3 separate regions of the Homo sapiens genome follow, and all the other regions are linked to region 3. A link is a contact called in ENCODE Hi-C or POLR2A ChIA-PET data. All regions are on one chromosome and are shown on one strand. Each heading gives the region's core, a stretch centred on a gene start or an enhancer-like site at or near the end of the contact. The rest is flanking DNA. Distances are from core to core; before and after follow the strand shown.

Region 1 (4,440 bases), core at 786-3,285, 550 kb before region 3:
ATTTACAAACAAAATGTTAAAAAATAAATGAGATGAGGCCAAGGAGAGGTTTCAGAAATGGCTGGAAGCAACAGGGTCTGCAAATGAATGGGGTTCTAGCCAGTCTGGAACAATGGGTTTCTATGTGCCTTAAGTCTATATTTCTATGGCCCTTTCTTTTTCAAATATTACTAATTTTTTTCATTGTATTATACAAGGAATATGTACAGACATACATTTGGACATACAGACATATAGAGCGAAGTAAAAAGTTTAAGTCTCCCTATTGTCTTAACCAGAACAATATAGAGCAATTTGATATATCTGCCCTGGCTTTTTCTTTTTTGTAGTAGAGGCAGTCTCACTCCATCGTACAGTGGCAGGATCATAGCTTACAGTAACATTGAACTCCTGGGCTCAAGCGATCCTCCCACTTCAGCCTCCTGTGTAGCTGGGACTACAGGCATATGCTACCACACCCCACTAATATATTTTATTTTTTTTTGTAGAGACGAGGACCTTGGTAAACAGGCCCAGCCTTAAGTGATCCTCCCATCTTGGCTTCCCAAAATGCCGAGATTGCACGCCTATAATCCCAGCAATTTGGGAGGCCGAGGTAAGCGGATAACCTGAGATCAGGAGTTCCAGATCAGCTTGGCCAACATGGTGAACCCTATCTCTATTAAAAATACTAAAAATACAAAAATTAGCCAGGCGTGGTGTCGCGTGCCTGTAGTCCCAGCTACTTAGGAGGCTGAGGCAAGAGAATCGCTTGAACCTGGGAGGCAGAGACAGCAGTGAGCTGAGATCATCAGCGTGGAAGACAGAGTGAGACTTAGTCTCAAAAAAAAAAAAAAAGAAAAGAAAAAAAAAGAAAAAAAAGAATAGAAAAGAGAAAAAGAAAGAAAAGAAAAACCACGCCCAGCCTCCTGCCCTGGCATTTTTTTTTTTGATGCATGTATACCCATGCATGGATGTGTTGCGTTGTTGATAAAATCGTGATGTCCACACAATAACCAGAATCCAGTGATTCTGGAACTGGATTTTTTTTTTCTTGATCATGTAGGTAGGACAATTGCTCAATCAGTGTAAATGGATCCGCTGCGTTCCTCAGTTACGTGGGATACCATAGAGATGATCAGGCGTGACGGTGAACAGGTATTTTGAGAGTTCTTAAATACCCACGTCAACCTTTGTTGTGAAAACTGGGATGGGGTTGGGTGAACCTACTTCTTTCTTGCCGACAGTTTTTCAAAAGTCATGACCATAACGAAGTGAGAGCATTTCCCCACATCATTAAAACAGTCTGAAAAAACGCTACTGGGTTTTGACTGGTTTACGTTTAATAAAGATTGAATGAAACCACGAAAGGGCTTTTAAGCACACTGGCAACAAACAAACAAAAAGGCCATAAACAAGAGCAAATGAAAACCCAAGACGACCTTGTGCAACCACCATGGCAAACAATGGATTAAGAAGAGTGCTTAGAAAGGGAAGGACAATGGGGAAATTCGCCAATAAAGAGATATACGTGACCAGCAAATATACCAGAAAGGGAAAAATGCACGCATGTGGGCTTGATGGCACTCTGTAGCGCAGTTACTGCACCATGCGAATTAAAGAAAGATATAATGGCTTGGCTGGCCAGTTTTCAGGGGAGACCGTGGGAGAAGGGAGGTGATATGAACAGGCAGAGGCTTCTGCACGTGCTTTCTATACAGAATCAGCGTAGCGGCCCAGATTGTCCTCCTCCACTGCCGCTCCACCCTGGGAAATGGTCTCAAAGCGATCCCTGGCAGCTCCGCCCTTCAATCCACTCCAGCCTCCGGAGGCGCCCGGAAAGAGGCGGGGCTGTGTGGGCGGGACGGGGCAGTGGGCGGAGCTGAGCCTGCGGGGCACGTCGAGCAGGCGGGGTCGCAGCGCTGACGGCCTCTCTGCGGCTCCCGGTTGGGGGCGTGGCTAAGCCAGCGGCGGACCTATGCTGGCCTGGGGGGGTTCGGGGTGGGGGTTCGGGGGGGTGGCCCCCCGCAGTGAGGAGGTGTGGAGGGGGCGGCGTGTGCGGGATCGTGGAGGTGGGGCCGAGGCAGCGGCCGCCTGAGCCCCGCTCGGCCTTGGGAACACGGGGGCGGGGCGGCCGCGGCTCTGGGCGACCCGCTGGGTGCACTAGTGCTCGGGTCCCACCGCCCTGAGGCTCGCGCTCGAGCGGGTCAGTCGGTCGGCGGGGCCTGCGCGGGGCCCGGGCCCATGGCGGCGTCGGCGGCTCTGTCTGCAGCGGCGGCTGCGGCGGCCCTGTCTGGCCTGGCGGTGCGGCTGTCGCGCTCAGCTGCGGCCCGAGGCTCGTACGGCGCCTTCTGCAAGGGGCTCACGCGCACGCTGCTCACCTTCTTCGACCTGGCCTGGCGGCTGCGCATGAACTTCCCCTACTTCTACATCGTGGCCTCGGTGATGCTTAACGTCCGCCTGCAGGTGCGGATCGAGTGAGCGCCGGCGGCGGCGGCGGCGAAGGCCCGGCTGAAGGGGCGCCCGTGTCCCCGCCCGCCCCCGGCCGGGTCGCCGGCATGAAGGAAAGCTGGGCCGCGGCGGGGGGCGGAGGCGGGGCGGCTCGGACCCCTGGACTCTAGACCTACGCCGCCAGGGCACGACGGCCCAGCCCTGGCCCCGGCTGCGGTCTCAGCCCGGGGGCCCTGGATCGCGCAGAAACGCACTGAATGGGCCCCTGCCATCGGGCTCCAGAAACTACCTGGGCTCGGCCGACCTGTTGCCTCATATTGGCCAAAGAGGGGGAAACCAGAAGGAGGGAATTCTGCTGCGGCGACTTGACTTTCCAGGCCCGGAGCAGAAAGGTAGGAGGCGACAGGTTGGAATGGGAGAGGGGCGGTGGCTCTGCCCTTCAGATGTCAGGGCGTGTTGGCGGTCAGGGGGAAGTATGGAAGGCACCGGGGCAAACCAGCCAGAAGAGCTGTGGAGCCCAGGTGGGGAAAGGAAAGGCAGCCGCAGGCTCTCCCCTCCTCCCCAGTCATGATTGCAGGATAGGGTGAGGGGCGGCCCCCTCCCGCCCACGCCCCAGTGCCTGCCTCCCTTTCTGCAGAGGCCCCCAGGGTGTCCCCTGAACCCTGAGGAATGGAGGGTAATGGGCTGGGGGCGGCCCCGGAAGGCCCTAGAGGAGCAACGATGCCCCCACCCTTCTCTTCCCCACCAGTCGGTGGGCATAGGGAGGACGGTTCTCTTCTAGGTTGAGCCCCATATCTGTTCTCAGCCCTCAGCCCTGGGTCTCTCTGCAGCTCCTGCACAGCCCTTGGCAAAACTGCCTCCTGCCCTGTCTTTGGGGCCAGAGGACTGGTCTCTGCCTGCTCCTGCTGTCCCTTATGTTCCCCTACCCCTACATGAGGGCACCCCCCAAGCTCTGCATTTGGAGACAGGGAAGAGTGGGAGAGACGCATTCCTACCGTCCCCTCCCCTAGTCTTGCTCTTCTGCCATGTCAGCCCATGCTCCCTAAGGCCCCTAGCTAGCAAGGCCCTCCCAGGGCCAGAGTCCCATCCTCCAGCCCCAGACGGCCTCTAGAAGCCTACTGTGTACTGAAGTGATCTGGGAAAAGGAGACCTGCCTGAGCACACAGCAGCTCTCAGCCTGGGGTGGGCAGAGCAGATGGAGGAGGGGCTTGCAGAGGAGGCCATTCCCGGGGGAAGCAAGGACGTGTCTGGTGGCCAGGCAACTGAGGTCCCCATCTCTTTCTTTCTCTTTCAGGCATTGGCATTTGTAGGCGGTGACCCGCCCCTTCTCTGGCCTTGCCAAGAGTCACATCCCTGCCCAGGGGCACCTCTGGCCCTGGAACTTGCCTGGGCAGAGGCAGCGTGAAGGGCCTGAACAAGAGGAGAAGAAGGGCCTTCCTAGTAGAGGCACAGCATGGACAAAGGCTCACAGGGGTGGGGGTGCCCAGTGATCGAGTCCTGGCTTGGGAAGGAAGGTCTGAGTTCCCTGGGAACTGAAATCTGCTAGCAGCACTGTGAGAGAGGTGTATTTCCCCCTCCTAATGACAGAGGAAACTGAGGCTTCAGGGAGGGGTGGATTTGCCCTTGACATGCAGATAGGAGGAGGAGGAACTGCGTGTGCCCCTGGGCCTGCAGGCCCCCACACCCCTCCCCAGTCTTCTTCAAGACCTGGCATGGTGGGAGGAGGGAGGGGGAAGTGGAGAGGGGAGCATAGGGCTCCTGGGGCACCAAGGGAGAGAGGGGCCCAGGGGTAGGGAATCTAGGAATGTCGCTTTCCTTGGAGCAGTACGGAAAGTCACAGGGAAGATCAGGAGGACGGACAGCTGAGATGGGAGACAGGAGAGATGAGCCCCAGGACCCCTGGGGAGCCAAGCTGTCCCCCACATCCTAGCCTCTCACCCCACCTGGAGCTTCACCAAGGGCTCCTCAGCAGTGAAGTGGCACAAGCCTCCCAGTTTGGTGGGCAAGTGG
Region 2 (4,512 bases), core at 216-2,715, 720 kb after region 3:
CAAAACCTTTCCCCAGACACAGGAAGAGCAACTAGGGTAAATGCAGCCTCCTCCAGCAGGCCCTCCTCTCCCACCCACACTTAAATCCCCCATGAACAATCACAAAAGAATGGCTCAAGGAGCTAGCTCTGCTGATTGGTTTTTCATAACATGAGGCCTTTGGTTCTTGGTGAAAAAATATTCAATTATCAGGCCTCATTGCAAAATCTTAGAATTTAGAAAAGATTATAGCTATGCTACAACAGTTGCAAGTAAACTGTAGGCTTATAAATAAAAATGTGGGGGGACTCTGATGTACATGCATGATGTGTAGAGAGATACCACTAATATTGTATCCATCCATTAGTCTTTAAGGAATACCAGAATCTTCCACTGTTATCCAGAGTCAGGAAGTTGAATGATGGCAGAATTCTAGAGATAAATATTCCTGTCTATAGTGAACTTGTTCTTTGTACATTCTGATGTTGTTTTGCTCTATCTCCCACAATAAAGTTGGTTAATATACCAGAAACAAAGAAGATTTCTTAGTTGGATTTTGACCAAACTACTGAGAGGGCAAAAGAAAACTCAAGTTAGCAAGTAAGCATAGACTTAAGGGAAGCCACAGGACCAAGGCTTGGAAGAGAAGAGCGAAAAGGGAGAATGATCATTAATATCTAGTAGCAAAGAGTAAGGATCTTATTTTGCTGCATAAAAAGGAAAACTAGAAGCCTGAGAAGAGGGAAGAACAGATAAAGTAAATTTTGAATCCAAGACCTTGATTCCTCTGCAAGGCCATTTTGGAGGCAAATTGGCTGCGTCCTCCAGAGCACAGGACCATACTTGGCACACGAGCTTGAAAAAGTTCACCTTCCCTTACCTCCATATGCCGTTCTAACTCTTGCAAGAGAGTAACATATTTCTCCAGTCGCATGAATGGTTTGCTGAGGTTTGTTGTTAAAATGAGGATACCTGGGCTCGATGCACCTTGATTTTCCATGAATTGTTCCAACTCATCACTAGCAAAAGAACAAATATAATTTTGTTACTGTTGAATATCTCATGTAAAGAATTATCAACCTAAAATTATTTTACTGTATTTCACACAATATAAAGCCAAATAAAAATGTGTTTTACTAGTCCAAATGCTGTTCAATTTGTTTTGGCTCAACTAAATCAGGTTTTATTAAGCTCCTTCTGTAAAATCAGCACCAGGGCTCCTTTGGTGAGCCAGACACTCATGATCCCTGGTGTCACACATTCAACAATTACTGATTGAGCATCTACTAAGTGACAGGCTCTGTTCTCTGATGGGGCTACAGCAGTGAACAAAAAAAAAAAATCCCCACCCTTAAGGAGCCTACATTCATGGGCGTGAGATATACAGTGTATCAGATGACCCAGAACTTAAAGTATAATTTAAAAAATAGATTTTCTTAATCACTTCAAACGTCCTAGTTATTGGCTGGTCAGGTGCCTAAAGATAACAATCCACAAGGTTGTATCACCCACTTGTAATGTTCTAGAATCACTTCCTGCATTTAGATACCAGCATGTTTGTATGACTAACCACAAAGTCACTTAGCCCAATATCAAAAACCAGTGAAGCAGGTTAACCAAACACTTCCATAAGGCAGTAACTTGGTGAAAAAATATATTAATATTTTATGAACTGTGTGCTGTAAATGTCTAATTCTAAGCCAGTGCTTTTTCTGCTGTTTAGCACCGTTCCAAACTGTTTACTTTCCACCAACAGGGATATTGAGTCCTGGGGCTGCAAGATCATTTTGATACATATTTAAGCAAAATATACTTAGAGGAGGAAACCTACTGCCTAAGTGACAGCTTATGTTGAAACTTCTGCTTTATTACATGGCCCTTTTACCTCTTTGGTTGGCCATGCATATCCAGTCAGTCACAAATCTTCTTGGATCTGTTCATTCCTTTCCATTCCTGCTGCCACTGCCTTAGTTCAGGATTTCAGCTCATTCCATCTGGCTCACTTCAATAGACCAACTGTTTTCCTGGCTTCCAGGCTTTTTCCAGGTCCTACAGACTACCATTTTAGCCTCACTGCTTTCCTACCCAAGAGGCTGAGTGCCTACAAGATCAAGTCTTAACTTTTTAAACTCCTACTGGCTCCACCATCTTTCTCACTACTCCCCAGCAGGAAACCCCTAGTGCAAAGTGACCTACTTATTCTCCCTAGAACACGTCTTATGCCATGGTTCCCAACTGTGGTGTGCTGCTATAAGGTGTGAAGTGTGTTCAAAAAACTTGCTATCAGTAATAAAGTACTAGGAGGCTGGAAACAGAGCGGATTGCAGGTTATCCCTGCAATCCCCACCCACACTCTCCCTTCGTGGGCTTTTCTGAGCAGGAGAGAAAAGATGGAGTTTCAGCTAATGCAACAGCAGCCTTGAGTCATGCAGTATGGCACATATGTTGGGCTGGGAATGGCTGCCTTAATGGAGTCTAGATCACATATGAGAGGTCATATCTAGCAATTGCTGCTAATCCTTTTATAAAACTTTTACAAAATTATAGAGACAGGGTTTTGCCATTTTGCCCAGGCTGGTGTCGAACTCCTGGGCTCAAGCAATCCTCCCACCTCGGCCTCCCAAAGTGCTGGGACTACAGGCATGAACCACCGCACCCAGCCTGCTGCTAATCCTTTTATCAGTTTTCGTAGTCTTGTTCCAGAAGTAGCCAAAGGGAGGGAAATGTCCTAGACTTGGAGTCATAAAAGAGAGTTGGCAACCCTGGATGAGTTGCCTGAGCCTCAACTGACTCATGCTTATAAGAGAGATAAAACCTACTTCCTAATAAAATTGCAAAGATTAAATATTGGGGGTTTTAATGCTACTATTTCATGCTAAGAATTGTACATGCATTCATTCTTGTTTAATGACAACAACATTTCAACATAGGTGTTCTCCCCATTTTACAGATGAGAAAACTGAGAGGAAGGGTGATAGTAAGTGGCTACAGTGGGATTCATACTCAGGTCTGAAGCCAAAGCCTCAGGTCTTTTTAGGATGCCATACTGGCTCTCTGCAGGACAGGATTTTGTAAACTTTAAAGTAGTCAGTGGATGCATTATTATTATTATTATCCCAAGACAAATACCTTGCTAAAATCACATCTTTAAAAACTACCAGTACCTGTGGTTTCCAACTTAATGGAAATTCAATTGATGTTCAATTGCCAACCAAGAGCATAAAGTGCATAAAGAGGTTTAAAAATTCATTGCATATAAAATATAATTAGGGAAATAACTCGGGTTTGGAGTGCATTTGAGTAGAAATGTAATTTGGAGAAAATCATTTTCCTAATTTCTTTTCAATTTAGTAAACAAGTTTTATTTTTTCTTTCAGTGACTAAATGACTGCCCGCATCCTCAACATTTTACTCTAATTGATGCAAGAGTGAAAGCAATTAAAAGCAAATGCTAATGTGTACCTTATTATTACCTTCCATGCAGCATTCTAACTTCTAGGCTTGCTAAACATCATAAAACAATTTAAATTTATTTCAGTACAACATGAGATCACTATCTTGGATTAAAACACTGGTTCTTCAGAAAAGATAATTTTACTAGGGCAACAAAAGAACAAAATTGTCCTAAAATGCCTTTTATCTATGATAAATAGATCCTAAAAGACACATTTTATTTAGCCAAATAAACATAATACACAAATTAGTATCATTATACACAAATATAATACATAAATATATATTGTTATACCAAAGAACAATCTGTCTTTTAAATGTAGAATTTTATACAGCCCATTTGAAATAGCAGTGGATTAAGACTTGCTTTTCAAGCTTAAAATGTTCTGTATATGTGACATGATACAATAGAAGCAGTTCTCAGTGTATAAATGCTGTTTAAAACAACATACATTTATTTCATAGAATGCATGGTGGATGGGGCTCTGGGATATTCTGGGTTGGACTGGAAAGCTGAAGAAAGCTATGTATACTATAATAACACTACAGAGCTTAGCCATCTCATATAGAAGTGCTTCTGTGGCATCTTTGTATAGGTTTCTAATTTGAATGATCATAACTCTACCTAGCAGAAGGTCAGAGATTCCTCCTCTCCACCTCAATTACTACCCCACCAGCCCTTCGGGGGAAATCACTGTGGTCCAAAAGGGGTGGTGAGGCAAGAGGAGCTGGCTGCCACAGCCTCTGGCCAGTGGAAAATTTCAAGAGTGCCACTCACACTGGGTAGAGTGGTTCCCTTTCTTCTCTTTTTCATTTATCCAGCCCCAGATATTAGGTGGTGTGCTTCTTTTGCTTCTTTTTTTGTCCCCACTCCTTTTTTTTTTTTTTTTGAGACAGTCTTGCTCTGTTGCCCAGGCTGAAGTGCAGTGGTGCGATCTTGGCTCACTGCAACCTCCACCTTCAGGGTTCAAGCGATTCTCTTGCCTCAGCCTCCTGGGTAGCCGGGACTACAGACGCACACCACCACATCCGGCTAATTTTTGTGCTTTTAGTAGAGATGGGGTTTCACTATATTGGCCA
Region 3 (4,339 bases), core at 866-3,365:
ATTTAATTAAAGAAGCCCGCAGTGATCATAATACATATCTCAAGTTCAGAGTGTTAAAATGGTGGGTGTCTTAGAATCAAAGAAATACAGTATCTATTTTTTTCATTACCTGAATTTCCACAACAGTAAAATGAGAATAATGTGAGGTGAGGATTAAACAAGATACAGTAAATGACTGGTGCCCTACTGTAACAAAGTTCATTACAGCAAAGATGAGCATGCCACAGCACCACATTGTGCTATCTGCTGCTACAGTCTGACATGACACACTTAGTCTTAAAGTTACATATTACTCTCTCCCTAACATGAGCATTATATATAAAGAGGTCTCACTGCAGTGGCAAATCCACAAGGCATTCTCATCACCCAAAACATAAAATACAAAAATCTTAATTCTAGATGAACCTAGGACAATCCCTATTTAATAACGTACTTTGGACTAAATAATTCAAACTGTTTTTGAGTGCATGTGTATTGACTCTTGAAGAAGAATGTGTTTAGAGACATTTCTTAAGTTTTAACCTACAGCTCTGTCATAAAGACAAGTGTAAAAGAAACATCAAACCAACACCAAAAATCGATTTTGACTAATCTCCTATCTGGTTCAATTCCTAGCTAGCTTGCTAGTTTGCATGAAGCCTCGCCTGCTTCTAACACTACCTTTAACCAGGAATTTCCTCATCTGTAAAATGAAGGGGTTGGACTTCAGTGAACTCCAAAGGCCCTTCTCGCCCCACAATCATATAATTCTACAGTTAAAGCTTACTGTAGAAAATGACACAGTACTCCAGTGTATCCTAATCTCTTCCAGGACAGTGTTTCTCAAACTAATGCGCATACAAATCACCCTGGGATCTTATTAAAACCCAGATTCTGATTGAACAGGTCTGGCCTGAGTATCTTCTAATTACCTGCCAGGTGGTGCTCATGATGCTGGTCTGTTGATCACACTGTAAGCAGCAAGGATCTAGGATACTTTCCTTAACCTCCCAGTTCCCCCAAAATATGACTGTCCCTGCTTCCATGCATCCTTATATACTTTTAGCATATCACTTTATTGTAACTACTTCTTGATCCACTTGTTTTCCTTTAGACTTTGAACTGGCTCAGGGCATCACTGTATCTCTAGCACCTAAACACAGCGCAATTTCAAACAGCGACCCAAAACTGAATTTCATAACGCAGTGTAGCACAAATCTTTTGCCCAACGTCACACAGATGTAGCGGTAATGCAAGTTTTTAACAACCAGTCCTTTAGACTCCCAGTCCAGTGCTCTTTCTCCTGTACCACAGTGCCTCCCTGAGGCAATCGGTCACTTAACTACTCAGTCTCTGCCTGGACAGCCCAAGAGTGCCCAAGATGTTGTCCACTTGGTTGTCGTGGGACCATGAGCAACCAGAGTCCTCAATCTCACAACTGTGCCTGATCTGCCCCATGCTGGATCTGACATCACTTGTCCTGGATTCCTGGAGACTCCTATTCTGAACCCTCTCCCAGACACCTCCTTCCAACCTTCCTGCAATTTCAGGTGCCACACTCTCTCCAAATTCAAACTCCGAACCTTCCACTGGGAACTCCTGCACTGATTTTCTTAGTCACCCCAAACTGTAAGGTCTCAAAGGACCATTAATCTGACACTCGGTCCGATGGTCCCTTAGAAGTGCGCCCACACACCGCCCCTAGGGTTCCACACCGAAGCGGTCCCCGTGCCCCAGGCACTTACGCTGCGCAGCGGAAAAGGCGGCGTGGGCTAGGGCAAAGAGACCGATGCCCACCAGCCCCTTCCACAGCGACGGCGCCATGATGCCGAAGGAGCAGCAGCCCAGCAAAAGAAGCGAAGGACGGCGGAGCTGTTTCTTCTTCCACCGGCGGGTGTCCGCGCGCCGCAGAAAGATGACGTCACTGAAGTCCTGAGCGCAAAGTGTCTCAGTGGTGGAAAAGCCAGAGGGCTGTGAGAAAACGGAAACAGGAATGCCGGGAAGAAGCAGAAAGCTACACGGAAAAAGGTCCGCGAGAACCCACGAACCTGCGCTATGGAGGCCTCTCTAGGAGGGCCGGAGCCCAACGGAGTCATAAACGAAGAGGCGAAAGCGGGAGCTACGGGGAAGCGAAGAGGAAGGGCGCCGGCAAATGGGGGCAGGGCCAGTGGCGAGAACAGGGTGGGGCAGAGGGACGGGGGCCTGCGTAGAGAACGTGTGGGGGCGAGGGGCGGGGTAGGCAGACGGGCGGGGTGGGGAAGACGCGCGGGGCCCGCACGAGGGTGGGTGTAGCCGAGGGGCGGGGCCAGTGGGTGGGTGGGTGGGCGTAGCCGGGGGGGGGGGGCCCTGGTGGGTGCGGTCGAGTGGCGGGGCCTGCGGGGAGGATGGGTGGGGCCGAGGGGCGGGGAGGAGGTGGGGCCGAGGGGCGGGGAGGAGGTGGGGCCGAGGGGCGGGGAGGAGGTGGGGCCGAGGGCGGGGCCTACGGGAGGATGGGTGGGGCGTAGGGGGCGGGGCGGAGGGGACGGAGAGTGGGTGAGGGCCGAGGGGGCGGGGAGGAGGTGGGACCGAGGGGCGGGGAGGAGGTGGGACCGAGGGGGCGCGGAGGAGTGGGACCGAGGGGGCGGGGAGGAGGTGGGGCCGAGGGGCGGGAGGAGGTGGGGCCGAGGGGCGGGGCTGGGGGCGTTGGGGAAAGGCGGTAGGTGCTGGATATAGACCCCTGACAGTTGTGTTTTGTGGGTTGGTTGGTTTTGGCTTTTTGTGAAACTGTGCCTTTTGTTTTCTGTAGGCCTTTCCTGTGCTTCAGCTCCCTGGAAACTGGCACTGCAGAAGGAGGCAAGGGTGTTAAAACGAGGAGGCAGTGTCAGGACAAAATCCCAGGATCTGGAACCCCAAATACTTGGCTCGCGGGAAGTGCTCAGTAAACCATTTTAAGGTCCTGGAGAAAGATTCGCGCAAAAAGAGGTGTAGCGCGGGGGGAGTGTTTTGTCGTGAAAAGAACCAGCTTACATTAAGGAAGAAATGAAAGAGGAAATTTTAAAATGCTAATAACGCAGCCTTCTTGCCTTGTCTCTATCTCTGATCCGGGTAAAATGTATACTCCTCTGCCCATTTTTCTTTGTCTTCATCTCCTGAAATGTAGACATTTAATAGTGAGCTTCTCCCCTTGACCTCATCACTCTGCTGTCCCCTGGGGAGCTCACCCATTCATTCCCACCGCTTCAGCCAGCAAAGGTATTACAGTGATTCCAAATCGACATCTCTATCACAAATATCTCTCCTTAGCTCCAGGGCTGCATTTCTGACTACCAGATAGGCATTTATTTCCTGTGGCACTTAAAACGTAATATGGCTAAAATGGAATTCATCCTTTTTTTCCAAATTCTGCACCAGTTCCTCCAGTGACCCCTGACTGAGTGGCAAAGCTTTGTAAACTGCATATCACAAGGTAAATGCAAAGTATGATCACCATTCTTTTCCTTTAACCCAATCAGAATTCTACGTTTTAGTTGCATCAATTTGCTTTTGCTCAAAGATGCGTCCTATCCTGACCACCCCTTTTAAATGTGCAAAATTCCTATTCCTGATCCCCTTATTCTGTTCTACTTTTTATATCACCTTCTAACATACTATATAATTTAACTATTTATGTTTGTTGTGTTACTGTTTACTGTCTGTCTTTCCCCACTGGAATGTAAGCTCTGAGAGAACAGAGATTTCTCTGTACCTAAAACTTTGACTGTCATGTGATAAGCATTCAATAAGTGCTTGTTGAATGACAAATGAATTCCGGAAAATAATTGGGACAGTATCCCTATTTGAAAGGATCTCTACAGAGAGTCCTTCCAATCTTTTGAATTGGGCTCAAAAATCCCCATGGACTTGCATGTACTCTCACATTTTGACAACCTTTTGATTGTAAACATTTTCTGATATGCTTGAGCTTCCTCAAAGCTGGAAAAACAAATAAGACATCTCATTAGCTGGGCATAGTAGCACATGCTTGTAGTCCTAGCTACTTGGGAAGCTAAAGAAGGAGGATTGCTTGATCCCAGGAGTTCAAGGCTACAGTGAGCCATGATTATGCCACTGCACTACAGGCTGAGTGACAGAGCGAGACCCTTTCTCTAACCAAAAAAAAAAAAAAAAAAAAGTAGAAGAAGACATCTAAAATTAATCATATTTCCTCAACTTTACTTATATAATTTTTGTCCTGGATCTCATTTTCCAAACCTTTAGTCATGTTCATTATTCTTTTCTGGGCCCTTTCCAATTTCTTCACCTCTAAGCCAGAATTTTACACAATACTTGATGGATGTCAAGTGCAGTATAATGCATTCCTTACAAATGTAGTTCTATTTAT

The links. Hi-C counts contacts between places; a loop is a spot of excess contacts on that map. ChIA-PET counts read pairs that join two places held with the same protein, here RNA polymerase II (POLR2A). Pooled maps may share reads with other maps.
Region 1: a map of B cell shows a loop between it and region 3 (12-fold over the local background). The contact joins the promoter of SMIM10L2A here to the promoter of MMGT1 in region 3. A Hi-C loop is called at or near these places in 4 of 168 maps with a recorded cell type or tissue (B cell, CD4-positive, alpha-beta T cell, CD8-positive, alpha-beta T cell and 1 more), 2 of 37 single-sample maps with no recorded cell type and 14 of 50 pooled maps. POLR2A ChIA-PET finds 5 or more read pairs at or near these places in 1 of 52 experiments (A549).
Region 2: a pooled map shows a loop between it and region 3 (3-fold over the local background). The contact joins the enhancer-like site here to the promoter of MMGT1 in region 3. A Hi-C loop is called at or near these places in 6 of 50 pooled maps.

The regions. Positions count from the first base shown.
Region 1 is chrX:135,419,909-135,424,348 of GRCh38, forward strand. It overlaps SMIM10L2A (small integral membrane protein 10 like 2A), which reads left to right and starts at 2,036. Exons shown (of 2, transcript NM_203306.3): 1 at 2,036-2,822; 2 at 3,725-4,440. The coding sequence starts at 2,224. The coding sequence ends at 2,460. RefSeq lists a silencer at 2,097-2,326.
Region 2 is chrX:136,689,751-136,694,262 of GRCh38, forward strand. ARHGEF6 (Rac/Cdc42 guanine nucleotide exchange factor 6) reads right to left here. Exons shown (of 22, transcript NM_004840.3): 10 at 860-998. Among named protein-coding and RNA genes, the nearest start is that of CD40LG, 44 kb to the left of the region's middle. Within about 2 kb of position 1,466, at least 6 of the 41 ENCODE cell types and tissues checked have a DNase peak (open chromatin) inside an H3K27ac peak, as active enhancers do.
Region 3 is chrX:135,971,873-135,976,211 of GRCh38, forward strand. It overlaps MMGT1 (membrane magnesium transporter 1), which reads right to left and starts at 2,116. Exons shown (of 4, transcript NM_173470.3): 1 at 1,725-2,116. The coding sequence starts at 1,803. It also overlaps a transcript of SLC9A6 not described here. RefSeq lists an enhancer at 1,665-2,194 and a silencer at 2,205-2,314.